Linked DNA regions of Homo sapiens: all the other regions are linked to region 3. A link is an interaction called in ENCODE POLR2A ChIA-PET data of the cell type or tissue named here. Cell type or tissue: A673. All regions are shown on one strand. Region 1 overlaps LINC01358 (long intergenic non-protein coding RNA 1358). Region 2 has its middle 11 kb from the start of MYSM1. Region 3 overlaps FGGY (FGGY carbohydrate kinase domain containing).

Region 1 (4,000 bases), 690 kb after region 3:
TCCTTATCCCTAGGAGCTGAGGAGTGAGGGATTAAAAGTGCAGGGAAGGTATGAAAACAGCCAGGTAAGCTCTCTGTGACAAGAGGCTCACTACCCCTCAGTGGCATGTTCTATCATTAACCACTTTTTGCAGGTTGTGCTATGACATGGTACCTCTTACCACCTGCAGGGGGGCACAATTATGAGATGTTTCTAGTGACTTGTGGAAGGAATTGTCAGATTTGGCAAATAAAAGTACAGGACATCTGGTCACATTTGAATTTCAGATCAAGTTTGTGTGTCCCATGCAACATGTGGGACACACTTATTCCAAAAAAGTTTTATCATTTATCTGAAATTCAAATTTAACTGGGTATCCTATATCTTATCTGACAAATCTATTTCCAGTGCAACAGAATAAGGACAAGTGATGGTGATTTCTTTCCCTTTAGAAGACTTGAATGGGTGTGATTACTGCTTTGCTCAACTGGTGCAGAAGGTTGACATGAAAGGCTTGGCTGAATCAGTTTCAAGGGAATGGGGATGACCTCTCTTTGCTCATCTCTACTGGGAAGTCCTTTGAAGCCTCCAAAATCACCACTGAGGGAACCTGGAACAGCCCTCTAAACTGGAGCAGAACTCCCCGGAATGATCTGGAGAAGGCCTTGCTCACTGGCTGGCTGTGTCCTTGGCTTAGTTTCCAATGCCTGGCGCACAACTCAGAAGCTACCTTAAACAATAATCTCCCTCCTTCTCAACTTCACAAAGGATCTCCAGGGTCCTTCTAGGATGTTTGGGTCTCCAAGCACTAATTCCTGCTTCTTTCTGAAACTTAGTAACCTCTTCTGTGATAATCAGAGAAAAAAGAAGAAAAACCCATAGTAGATTTTCAATAGATATAACCCATTCACTCCCCTCAACCAACGCCGCCTTCTCACCATCAGATGTCATAGTAGTCATTCCCTTGGGTTTTCCTGCCGGTGAATATTACAGAGTCCTAGAAGAAGAATAACAAACCTCAAAGGATTGCCTGGTTTTAACAACATATTGTGAATTCCCAAAAAATTTCCCCCAGGAAATCTGTTTTGAAATATACGTGGGGTTACTCCACATCACAGACATCTGTGCTGAAGCTTGCTTTCCTCATGGCTGGCATCCCAGACAGACCCCTTGGCTGGAACAAACCTTCATCTCCTTGTCACAACCTGACCCCAATCCTTCCACCTCCCCCTCTTCCCCACAAAGTCACACCCCCATGCCCTGTGTGGAGTGGTTTCTATCAGCAGAGCATGTTTGAGCTCGCTGGGAAAGTGGCCTCTCACATGATTTTAATCTGCTTTGTCTTCCCTGATTACCAAGATGTCCCAGACCAAACTACATTTAGATGAAATGCATTTGGGTGGGTGTACTCTGCCTGCCTCAGCAGAAATATTGTAGCAGCCACCCAGCACATAGCTGAGACATGCACAAAATGCAGACCAGCATCTGAAAGCAAAGGGAACTTTTTAAGGTGTATTATACTAACATCCATAAATATGCACATTTATAGGCATCCTGATTAGGCCTCAGGCAAAGGCCATAGTATTTTTTTAAAAAGGAAAACTCAGTTAAAAAGGACTGAGAACAGAGCAAAACCAAACTCTTCTTGGGTTTTTTAGCTTTGTGGTGTGGATAGGAACTTCTCCTTCCTCCTTGCCCTTCCTTAAGTACAGTACATTTCACTGTGGGATTGTAAAGGACAGGGTCCCAGCTTTTTTTCTGAATAACTTCTTAATGGAAGCTGCTAAACTGACTTTATCAGCCAGACATGTCCTTGACTTTGTCACCTGGAGCCAGAATATCCTCATCACCATTATCTTCTTCATCCCATGGCTAAGAGTCATTGATCATTTATTTTGTGCCAGAAATTTTGCTACATATTCTGCATGATTTATCCAATTTAATTTCATAGTGATCTTCTATTAGAGGTGTAATTTTTTTTTTTTTGAGATAGAGTCTTGCTCTGTTGCCCAGGCTAGAGTGCAGTAATGGCTCACTGTAGCCTTGAATTCCTGGGCTCAAGCAATCCTCCTGTCTTGGCCTCCCAAAGTGCTCAAATTACAAATGTGAGCCACAGGGGCACCCCAGAGGTATAATTTTTAGTCCTCATTTTAAGAATGAGAAGATTGAGGTTTAACAAGATTAAGTGATATGCCCAGGGTCATATAGCTAATCAAGGGGAAAACTCGTATTCAAATTCCAGACTGTGCAACCCAAGGCTGGCACACTTAACAACAGTGCCTATTGCTCCCCAGGGATTGATAGCAAGGCAATTCTGGTAACTACTGGGCCAGGGAGATTAAAGAGACTCATCCTTTAAGGCTCCCACTCAAAACCTTCCTGTATGAGTAGAGTGGATCCATCCCTCCTGTTTTTACTTCTCTGGTCTAGGAAGTTATTTCTAAGAGTTTGAGCTGTTTTGAGGAGACAAGAGGACATAGTGGGGCGGGGAAAAACCCAAAAACTTTGATGTGAGACAGAGCTAGATTTATAGCATGGCCCAGAATCATATGAGTTATATGAAGTCAGAAAACTAAATCTTAGTTTCCTTACCTCTAAAACAGGCATAATTATATTTGCCTCATAGGATTAATATGATTATTAACTAGAAAAACATAGCCTCCTGCTATACTTCGAATGTTGGCGTGCCCTCCACCCCAAAAATTCATAGGTTGAAACTTAACTCCTAAGGTGATAGTATTAAGATGCAGGGCCTTTGGGAGGTGATAGGGTCATGACGACTCTGCTCTCATCAATGGGATTAATGGCCTCATAGAAAGAGGCTTGTTTTCCACCACCATGTGATGACCCAGTAAGAGGGTGCAATCTATGAAGTAGAGAGCGCTATGAAGCTCCCTATGAATCTATGAAGTGGAGAGCTCTCACCAGACATTGAATTGCTGACACCTTTATAAAGTCCGTGATCTGGGACTTTCCATTTGCTAGAACTGTGAGTAATGAATTTCTATTGTTTATAAATTACCTAGTCTAAGGTATTTTGTTATAGTAGCCAAATGGACTCAGACACCAGCATTCAGGGATCCAGTTTTTTTTTTTTTGAGTACCTATTATATACAGAGACCTTTAAGGCCTTGACAAATGTTCATTCTTATCTTTCAATGACAGGATTTCTAAATTACAGGCTTTATATCCCCAGGACCTAGCACAGAGCCTGGGAGATAATATGTGCTAATTAAATGTAGAGCATTTGATACTTTCATGAATTAATAAATGAATGCAATAAAAGCCCATCCAGTTTATCTTTCTGACCTCATGGACCACCACTCCCCTCCAGCTGCATATGACTAATTTGGTATTTAACATACAAGCCACGTCTTTCCAAATCTCAGCCTCGACGCAGGGCTCATATGATTCTCTGTGTCTTGAATGCCTGCCACACCCACTTTGTTGGCCTGGAAAACTACTTAGGAGTTTTACTTTATGAAAAATGCAGAGTGAGTCTGCTCCTACTCCGTATGTCAGCTCTTCAAGCAGTTGAAGTCAGTCCTCATGACTCCCTTCCTTGTTCTACAAATTAGTGCTGCCTTCCAAGTCGAATTTCCCTCCAATAATTGTTATTGGAAATGGTCTCTGAATCCCATACTATTTTGGACACTCCCTGCTTTTCCAGTTGCCTCCTATGCATTCATTCATTGACTATTTATTGAGCACCTACTAGTTGTCACATGAAACAGATTTTTTCACTAGACTATAAGCTTATGAGGTTTACATTCTGATGAGGGGAGCTGAACAACAAACAAAAATGTACTACATATGTCAGCTGTTGATGTGTCGTGGAGGAAAATTCAGTGGGGAGATGAGGAGGGAAGGAAAGGAGAGGATAGACAATTTATGTAGAGTGTGGTCAGGGGAATGACCACAGTTTGAGCAGGGGGATTAAATGAGGGAGCAAGCCATGTGGCTGTCTGAGGGAAGTGTGTTCCAGGTGAAGAAGAGAAGCAAGGTGCAAGTGCCCTTAGGC
Region 2 (4,000 bases), 1.0 Mb after region 3:
CTGTCGCCCTTCATTTCCCCCAAAAGTAGAGACTCTAAACAGGCACTAGAACTTCATAGATCTCTCCCTCATTAATGGGAAGGGGCTTTGGGACTCTATTTATGTTAACAATTTTCCCCTTCTCTGTGAGGTTTTGTATTTTTATCAAAATCATGCTCCAATTTCTTGTCTTTATTTTTACTTGTTTTTAATTATGATAAAATAGCCATAACATAAAATGTATCAGCTTTATCCATTTTAAGTATACAGTTCAGCGGCATTAAGCACAGTCACATTGTTATGCTACCATCACCATCATCCACAGGATTCTTTTCATCTTACAAAACTGAAGCTCTGTAACCATTAAAACTAACTCCCCATTTCTCTCTACTCCTGCCCCTGAACCATAATTCTGTTTTCTGTCTCTAGGAGTTTGACAACACTAGGTAGCTTATATAAGTGGAACCACACGTTACTTGTCCTTTTGTGATTGTGCTGTTTCACTTAGCACAATGTTCTCAGGGTTTATTCACATTGAAGCATATGTCAGAATTCCCTTTCCTTTTAAGACTAAATAATATTCCATTGTATGTATATGCCACATTTTGTTTATCCCTTCATCCATTAAGAGATAATTGGATTGCTTCCACCTTTTGGCTATTGTGAATAATGCTGCTGTGAACACTGGTGCACAAATATCTCTTTAAGTTCTTGCTTTCAATTTTTTGGACATATACCCAGAAGTGGAATTGCTGGATTATATGGTAATTCTATTTTTAATTTTTTTGAGGAACCACGATACTATTTTCCATAGTAGCTGCATTATTTTATATTGCCACTAATGCACAAAAGTTGTAATCTCTTCACAGTCTATCCAACACTTGTTTTTTTTTTTTTGGTTTTTTTGAGAGTAGCCATTCTAATGGGTGTAAGCTGTCAGTTGCTTTTAAAATCTTATCTATCCATAGTTTTTCTCATCTAAAGTATCCATTGATTGTGTGTTTATAAAGTAAGGTTTCTGTTTTTAATTTTTTAAATCCTGGCCTTATTCTTTCCAGTTGATTCCTTCACTCATTCAACAAACAATTATTAAGTGCCTACTGTGTGTCGTGCTAGGTGCTGTGGATACAATGAACAGAGGAGTGTTCCCTGCCCTTAAGAAGCTCATGGCTGGGTGTGGTGGCTCACGCCTGTAATCCCAACACTTTGGGAGGCCGAGGCAGGTGGATCACCTGAGGTCAGGAGTTTGAGACCAGCCTGACCAACATGGCAAACCTCTGTCTCTACTAAAAATACAAAAATTAGCTGGGCTTGGTGGCAGGCACCTGTAACCCAGCTACTTGGGAGGCCGAGACAGGAGAATCACTTGAACACGGGAGGTGGAGTTTGCACTGAGTCAAGATTGCACCACTGCATTCCAGCCTGAGTGACACAGTGAGACTGTCTCAAAAAAAAAAAAAAAAAAAAAAAAAAAAAGAAGAAGCTGGTAACTGTGGGCCAGACAGATCTATCAGAAAATAAGAACACTGAAGCATTACCTGTGGAATGAGAGAAGGACACAGACCAATCGGCACAAACTGCAGGTCAGATGTAGCCCATTTAAGTGTTTGTTTGATTCAACAATGTCTTTAAAAAATTTAAACTGGTTTTCACAAATTAATCTTTATTTCTGACTTCTCTTAAAAAACTCAGAAGATCCAGCAACTCTGAGCCAGAGTTCCAGAATGGCAACAGTAGGCCAGAGCTGAGTCAGAACCAGCACTTTTAGCAGGAGGGAGGAAGCCCTGTGAATGGGGATGGGCTGCGAGTAGGGGAAGTGGTAGGGATGTCAGGCAGAGGGTATATTTTGATGGTAGTTCATGCTTAACTAACCAGCCAACCATATATAAACCCATGTGCATTCCCACACACCCATTCTTCTGCTTTGCCTATAACAATGTTCAATAAATGTCTGTGAAATGAATAAAAACATGATCAAAGAATTTTACTCCTGGAAGAGATAATTTTATAGGTCATTTAACCATCAGAAGTCTAAAGAGGTTGAGTAATTTGCCCGATGTAACACTAACATGAGTCTGCAGTGGTTAATAGATTGCACTAAAGGCTTGGGGGAACACAGGGGAATTATACAACACAGAACAGTCTAGTGGGCATCTGTCATTCTGCCTGCCTGACATCCTTTTCTCCTCTCTGAAAATAGCCCTCTTATTTTGCTTAGGAAGCTACCATTCCTTCTTTTTTCAGGTGGCCCTCGTGGAACTGAGTCCATCTGGCATCAGGAATGGCATGAGATCCAGGCCTGGTCAACCATACCCATCCACCTGGAGCTATTGGGAAAGAGGTATAATTTTTCCACGGGGGTCGCTGAGAAGAAAAGGTGTAAGTCTGAATGATGCTGTTGGTACCTAACCTAAGACTGCATGATGTAATTGAAAAGATGATAAGTTACATTACCTTGGGTAAATTGCTTAACTATTCTGAGCCTCGGTTACCACATCTGTAAACGGAAATAACAATATCTACTTCAAAGGGCTGTTGTCTGGCTGGAAAGAAATAATGTATGTAAAATGCCTGGCACACAGTAGGAGCTCATTAATGCTGGCATTCCTTCTTTCCCTTTCAGATAATGTCAGATGGATATAGCATTACTGTAATTAAAATGTAAGAAGTGCATTGGCAGACTTTCCTTACAACATATTGAGAACAGCTTTTTCAGTAGCTACCTTATGTGATTTCAGGGAATTGGGGAGGGAAAAGAAAATAAAATGCAGCTTGCTTTCCTGGAACAATTCAAGCCATACCCAATGCCTGCCAAGTGTAACCCATAAGTTTATGTCTGCATCCATCTATTATCTCACCTCTATATAGATAAAGTGGTTTTCCTCCCTGCCCACTAGCTATTGTATTTTTAAAATGGAAACTCTTTGAATCCCTGGCAATCATTTAGCTGACAGTTTGGATCATAACATAATAATAACATTAGGAGCAGTTGTATGACACTTCCTGCTTTGAAAGCATGTTACAAATCTGAGCTAATTAGCATGAATGCTAACATGCCAGCTTTTTATGGATTAATATTGCAATTATACTTTCCTTTTTCAATAAAAATACAGTGATCTTTTTTTTTTTTACTCAAAATGGGAGAAAACAAGAAATAAATAGGCAGCCTTCCCAATGGATTCAAACATAATGTAGTAGAAATATGAGACAGACCCTTTATTGACTGAATGTTCCTCTAACAACATCCATGAGGATTTACAGTATGACATCTCCTGTTAATTTTGTTTTAGGATCAACAAAGGAAATAGAATGTATTGATGGTGGCAGAAAAGGAACTTGTAAAACTGAAGACAAAGTTCCAACCTTTAAAATATACTTTCTACTTATTTCTAGATGAAGCACCTTGAACAAGTCAGAAAATTGTCCACTTATAATTTATTCTTAAACAAAATGAGAAAATACCAGCTCACATAATATTGCAAAATACCATATTCTTTCTGTTGTAGTATGAAAATATAATACAGTAAATGTAGAGTCAGAAAGACTTGGGTAGGAGTCCCAGCTCTGATAGTTACCAGCTGTGGTAACTCTCTGACTCTTGTTATCCTCACCTCTAAAATGGGGGCAATACTACTTACTTGGCAGGATTCCTGGGAGGTCCAAGGAAGATTCTGCCTTACACAATATCTGGGATAGGACAGGTGATCATATTAGCCCTGACCCTCCCTTTCTGTTTATAACTCTTCTTCCTCCTCTTCCAGTCTAAAATTATTCTGACATTAATTCAGTTTGCAGGAAAGCAGAGTACCATAAAGCATAAAAATGTTCTTTCCTATGTAAGTGTTATGTATTTTTAAATATACAATTCTCTTTTTAAGGGGACTAGGAATAAAAAGTTCATTTTGATGAGAAAAATGTATGATCATCTGAAAACGTTCCTTTTAACATAATGTTAAACTGTGGAGGTACCTCACTTGGATTTGGCATTTTGCCCTTGGTTCTGTGTACAAAATTAGTAAAA
Region 3 (4,000 bases):
GTGTAGGACGTGGACAGGGAATTCCAGGGGAGCTCAGTAGGTGTTTAAGGCTGGAAGGGAGATGGAGAGGCCTGTAAGTAGTAGTAGCGAGTAGGGAAACCTGGATTAAACTCAGGCAATCTGGCTCCAGGAGAGAAAGTCCTTTGAAGCAGAGCGAATGAACAGAAGCCAGCAGGACTGAGCAGTAACAATTACGGGGAACAGGGGGAAGGTGCATCCAGGTACTCGGGGGCCATGTGATGGGTTTTGGAATTCTGTCTAAATTCCATGGTGGAAGCTCGTCGCGGGGATTTCAGGGTGCAAGAATTGCATGTTCCTGTGACGTCTCTGGTTCCAGCAGGAAAGCAGCCGGCAGCATGAGACCAGTTAGGAGATACCGCAGTGGTCTAGGTGGGGGCGACAGTGGTCTGCATAAAGTAATCAACTAACCAACTAGCTAAGCTCCTGAATACCTTCCTTCCCTTCCCCTTTCTTGCCCCCCTTTCCTCTATCTGCTTTGGTATCTCTGACCCCCCTTTTCTCTCAGCAGAAGGTAGAGGACAGAGTGATAAGAACTCCACCCTGCTCAGTTTGCCACAACATAGACAGACTTTGCCATTCCTCATCTTCATCTCTGAGGTGCCCTCCCTGCACTTCCCCATTCAGGATCATCCTTTTCTGTGCCTGCATGCTGACAGGGAGCAGCTGCTTGTATCTAGAACAACTCCCAGCTGTTCTTCCAACTTTTCTTAAGTGTTTCTTAGTGTCAATGCCTCTAATTAGTTAAAATAGGAAGGGGGGTGGTAAACAGAGGAGCACAAGAGAGGCCTAATTTTAGCTGTAGCCAAAAGGACTTTCCCCTAAATACACTGTGATCTCAAAATACTTAGCTAAGCCCATATGTACATGGCGGGGAGAGAATTTAAAGAGCTACAGAAGTAAAATTCTCTGGTCAAATGGGACAGCTCTGCCTCTTTGTACAACTGGATTAAAGAGAAAAGGAATGAAAATAAACTGAACCCTCACTCTGTGCCAGGAACTGGACCAGATGCTTTGTGTGCGGCAACTCAGCAATTCATTTAATCCTCACAGCAACTGGATGATGACGGGACTGGTATTACCTCCATTTTACAGATGAGGAAACTGAGGCTCGGTGAGGCTGATGCTACTCTGTGCAAGATGACACAGCTAATGAGAGAGCAGGATTTAAATCTGGGTCTCTCTGGCTTAACTGTATCTAGCAAGAGGAAGATGGGGCCTCAAACCTAGGATAAACAGGGCATTGGGAAGAGAGCTTAAACAGGGATTCGGAGCAGGGGATCAGAGCCAGATTCCAGGGGATTCTGACTCTTAGAACACTCAGAGGCATCATCATAGAAACTAGCAGGACTTACTCAGTGCCTCAACTTTATCCAATCCAGAAATCCCTCCTGGCCCTCACAAGGTATGCTGGAGGAATGACCAGACTGTCACTAACAACTTACAGGTAGATAAATCATATGGAGAATGCCCCCCACCCCCATCTCCTCTTCTCACTTCAGCAAAAAAAGGAAAGACAACAACAAAAAACAACTAACCCCACTGCTTCCTGTAATCAAAGGAATACGAACTGGCTAATCACCCAACCCCCTACAACCTTCTTAAGGTTAGGGGAAAATCTGGGCTCCTTCAGAAAAAAGGCCACCTGATAGGACTCATGGCGTCAGCTTCCTTCATCTCGGTTCATGCTTAAAAGGCCTCTTCACCGGGAAGCTTCCCAGTGAGGTTTTCCACGCACATCTGGACACTTTCCACAATAGGCCTTTGAAGAGGCCTGAAGTATTCCGGGAAAGTCTGCCTCACTGGGCTGAGGTTTAAAGAGCAGAAGCCCACATTTATTTTTCTTTCCCGCCTTCTTTGACAAAACTCCCCTCAGTGGTTTGTGGGCATTTGCAAAGCAGCCCTGATTTTCAGCTTGCTACTTCTAGGGCTGAAATCTTAAAGAAAATGAACAACAATAGAGCAAATTCAAAAGAGCATGGGTATCATCAAAGACTGTTTATGTGTTCTGCTCCTCCACCAGACTCTGAGTCGTGCTTAGTCATCTTTGTAGCAGGGAGAAAATGGACCTTGGCCTCAAGCCGACTTGCTCCATCACTCAGCATTGGTGACATTTTGTCGAGTCACTTAAACTGTCTGAGGCTCAGTTTCCTGACCTGTGAGTTAACAGGGGCCTGCCTTGCGTGGGCTACTAAACGTTCATGAGGTGGGTTAAGTAAATCACTTTGCATGTTGTCCGACATGGACTTTGACAGGTCTGTGCTGTCTCCTTGGCTGGGTCCCTCTCCACTATACAGGCTAACAGCTACTCATTGTTTACAACTCAACTCAGGTGATGGTTTTCTTCTCTGGCAATGCTTTACCTCTACCTCCCTCTTGCTTGGGCTAGATGAGGTATGTGTCCTCAGTGCTTTAAAACTTCCCTATTCTCTGATCTGTGGTTTATTGTTATTTTAGTTGTATGTCCACCATGCCCTGCCCCCACACCACTGTAATAATGTAGGCACCTGATGTCTTTCCACACTAAGCACAGTGCCTGGTATAACAATATGCTCAATGACTGCCAAGAGATTAATTAGTCTATTAGCAACTATTTATTGGCCCGCTTACTTTGAGTCAGGTGCTATTCTGGCTACTGAAGCTGTAGCTATGAATAAAACAGACATGGCCCCTGCTTTCATAAGCTTACATTCCAGTAGGGAAAGTCAGCAAGTACATTAAAGACATGTAGAGACTTGTGGTTATAGCTCCAACATGTAAAAACTGTCTAAGTCATTTATCCCATCCTTACTCCAAAAAAAAAAAAAAAAGCTAAGAAACTGCAAATCAGTGATTTTTGTTGGATCCATAAGAGAACTGAGGTTACAGGACAAACTATCACCCTGAAATCTGAAGAGAAAGGACAACCCAGACAGTCACAGCTGAGATCTTACTTGGAGGAGCAGCTGCTGGAGTCATAAACTGGTAGGGACACTTCAGTGGTAATTTGAAGTGTTGGGGGCTGAGTGTGGACTAATAGGAAAGCGAGCAACTCCTGAGGGTAACAGTCTTAGTGGAAGGGGGCCCACACTTTCATCGGTTTTACCTCCAGGAATCCAAAGAGTCAAGAATGATCCCCTCTTGGCTCTGGCAGGGGGAGGGAAAGCGTAAACACTGTAAAATATTTTTTACAGTGTTTTTCCATAACACAGAGTTCTCCATAATAAAGACCTTTTAAGAGGAAGAGACTTTACAAAAGCCTATTGCACACAGGGGAAGGACATCTCTTCAACTCTAGTGCCTGCAAGCCTTCTGTCTCACCTAAAGGAGTAGGGGCCTAAGAACATCTATGAAGGTCATAGCTCAGGGACATAGTCCCACTAAAAGACAGATATAATCAAAAGATTATAGAATGCTTTTCCTTCCCCATACCTTAAAACCACATCGACATGACCCCAGTATAATATTAGTGAATTACAGCTCAAAGAGCAGCAAGACATAGACTCTATCTAAGGAGGAGATCTTAGGGACGCCAAAGACAATAGTGGGGATGAAAAAATAAGGACAATAGAAGAATGTGAGGCCTCTGGCATGTACAACTATAACAAACATTAAACACAGTTCAATTTCTAACACAAAATGTCACATATAGACCTATTTGTCTCAGTTCCTATTACCAGATACATCATATCCATGTTTCAACAAAATATTAAAAGGCATGCTAAAAGGCAAGAAAAACACAGTCCAAAGAGAGAAAGCAAGAATCAGAACCCAACTCAGATATAACACAAATGTTAGAATTATCAGATAATTTAATGCAACTATGATTAATAAGTGTTCTAATAGAAAAAGTAAACACTATGCACAAACGGACAATGTAACGAGAGACGAAAATGCTAAAAAAGTATCTAAAAGAAATCCTAATAATAATAATAATGATAATAATAATAAAAAGACCAACAGAAACAAAGAAGGCCTTTGATGGCCTTAACAAGGACAAGGA

What was found. Peaks named below come from ENCODE experiments on the same cell type or tissue, not always from the same donor. Only the 100,000 strongest peaks of a DNase experiment are listed, where the experiment ranks them.
Region 1: POLR2A ChIA-PET joins it to region 3 with 6 read pairs; 3 of 35 experiments call an interaction of 5 or more read pairs at or near these places.
Region 2: POLR2A ChIA-PET joins it to region 3 with 7 read pairs; 2 of 35 experiments call an interaction of 5 or more read pairs at or near these places.

Annotation. Positions count from the first base shown.
Region 1 is chr1:59,039,148-59,043,147 of GRCh38, reverse strand. The region is part of intron 2 of LINC01358 (long intergenic non-protein coding RNA 1358); the gene reads right to left. Among named protein-coding and RNA genes, the nearest start is that of LINC01358, 21 kb to the right of the region's middle. In A673, no CTCF peak of the experiment used is centred here; a DNase peak (open chromatin) is centred at 2,247.
Region 2 is chr1:58,708,643-58,712,642 of GRCh38, reverse strand. No RefSeq gene overlaps it. Among named protein-coding and RNA genes, the nearest start is that of MYSM1, 11 kb to the right of the region's middle. In A673, no CTCF peak of the experiment used is centred here; no DNase peak of the experiment used is centred here.
Region 3 is chr1:59,729,136-59,733,135 of GRCh38, reverse strand. The region is part of intron 14 of FGGY (FGGY carbohydrate kinase domain containing); the gene reads right to left. Among named protein-coding and RNA genes, the nearest start is that of MIR4711, 2.2 kb to the left of the region's middle. RefSeq lists an enhancer at 1,925-2,219. In A673, no CTCF peak of the experiment used is centred here; a DNase peak (open chromatin) is centred at 2,065.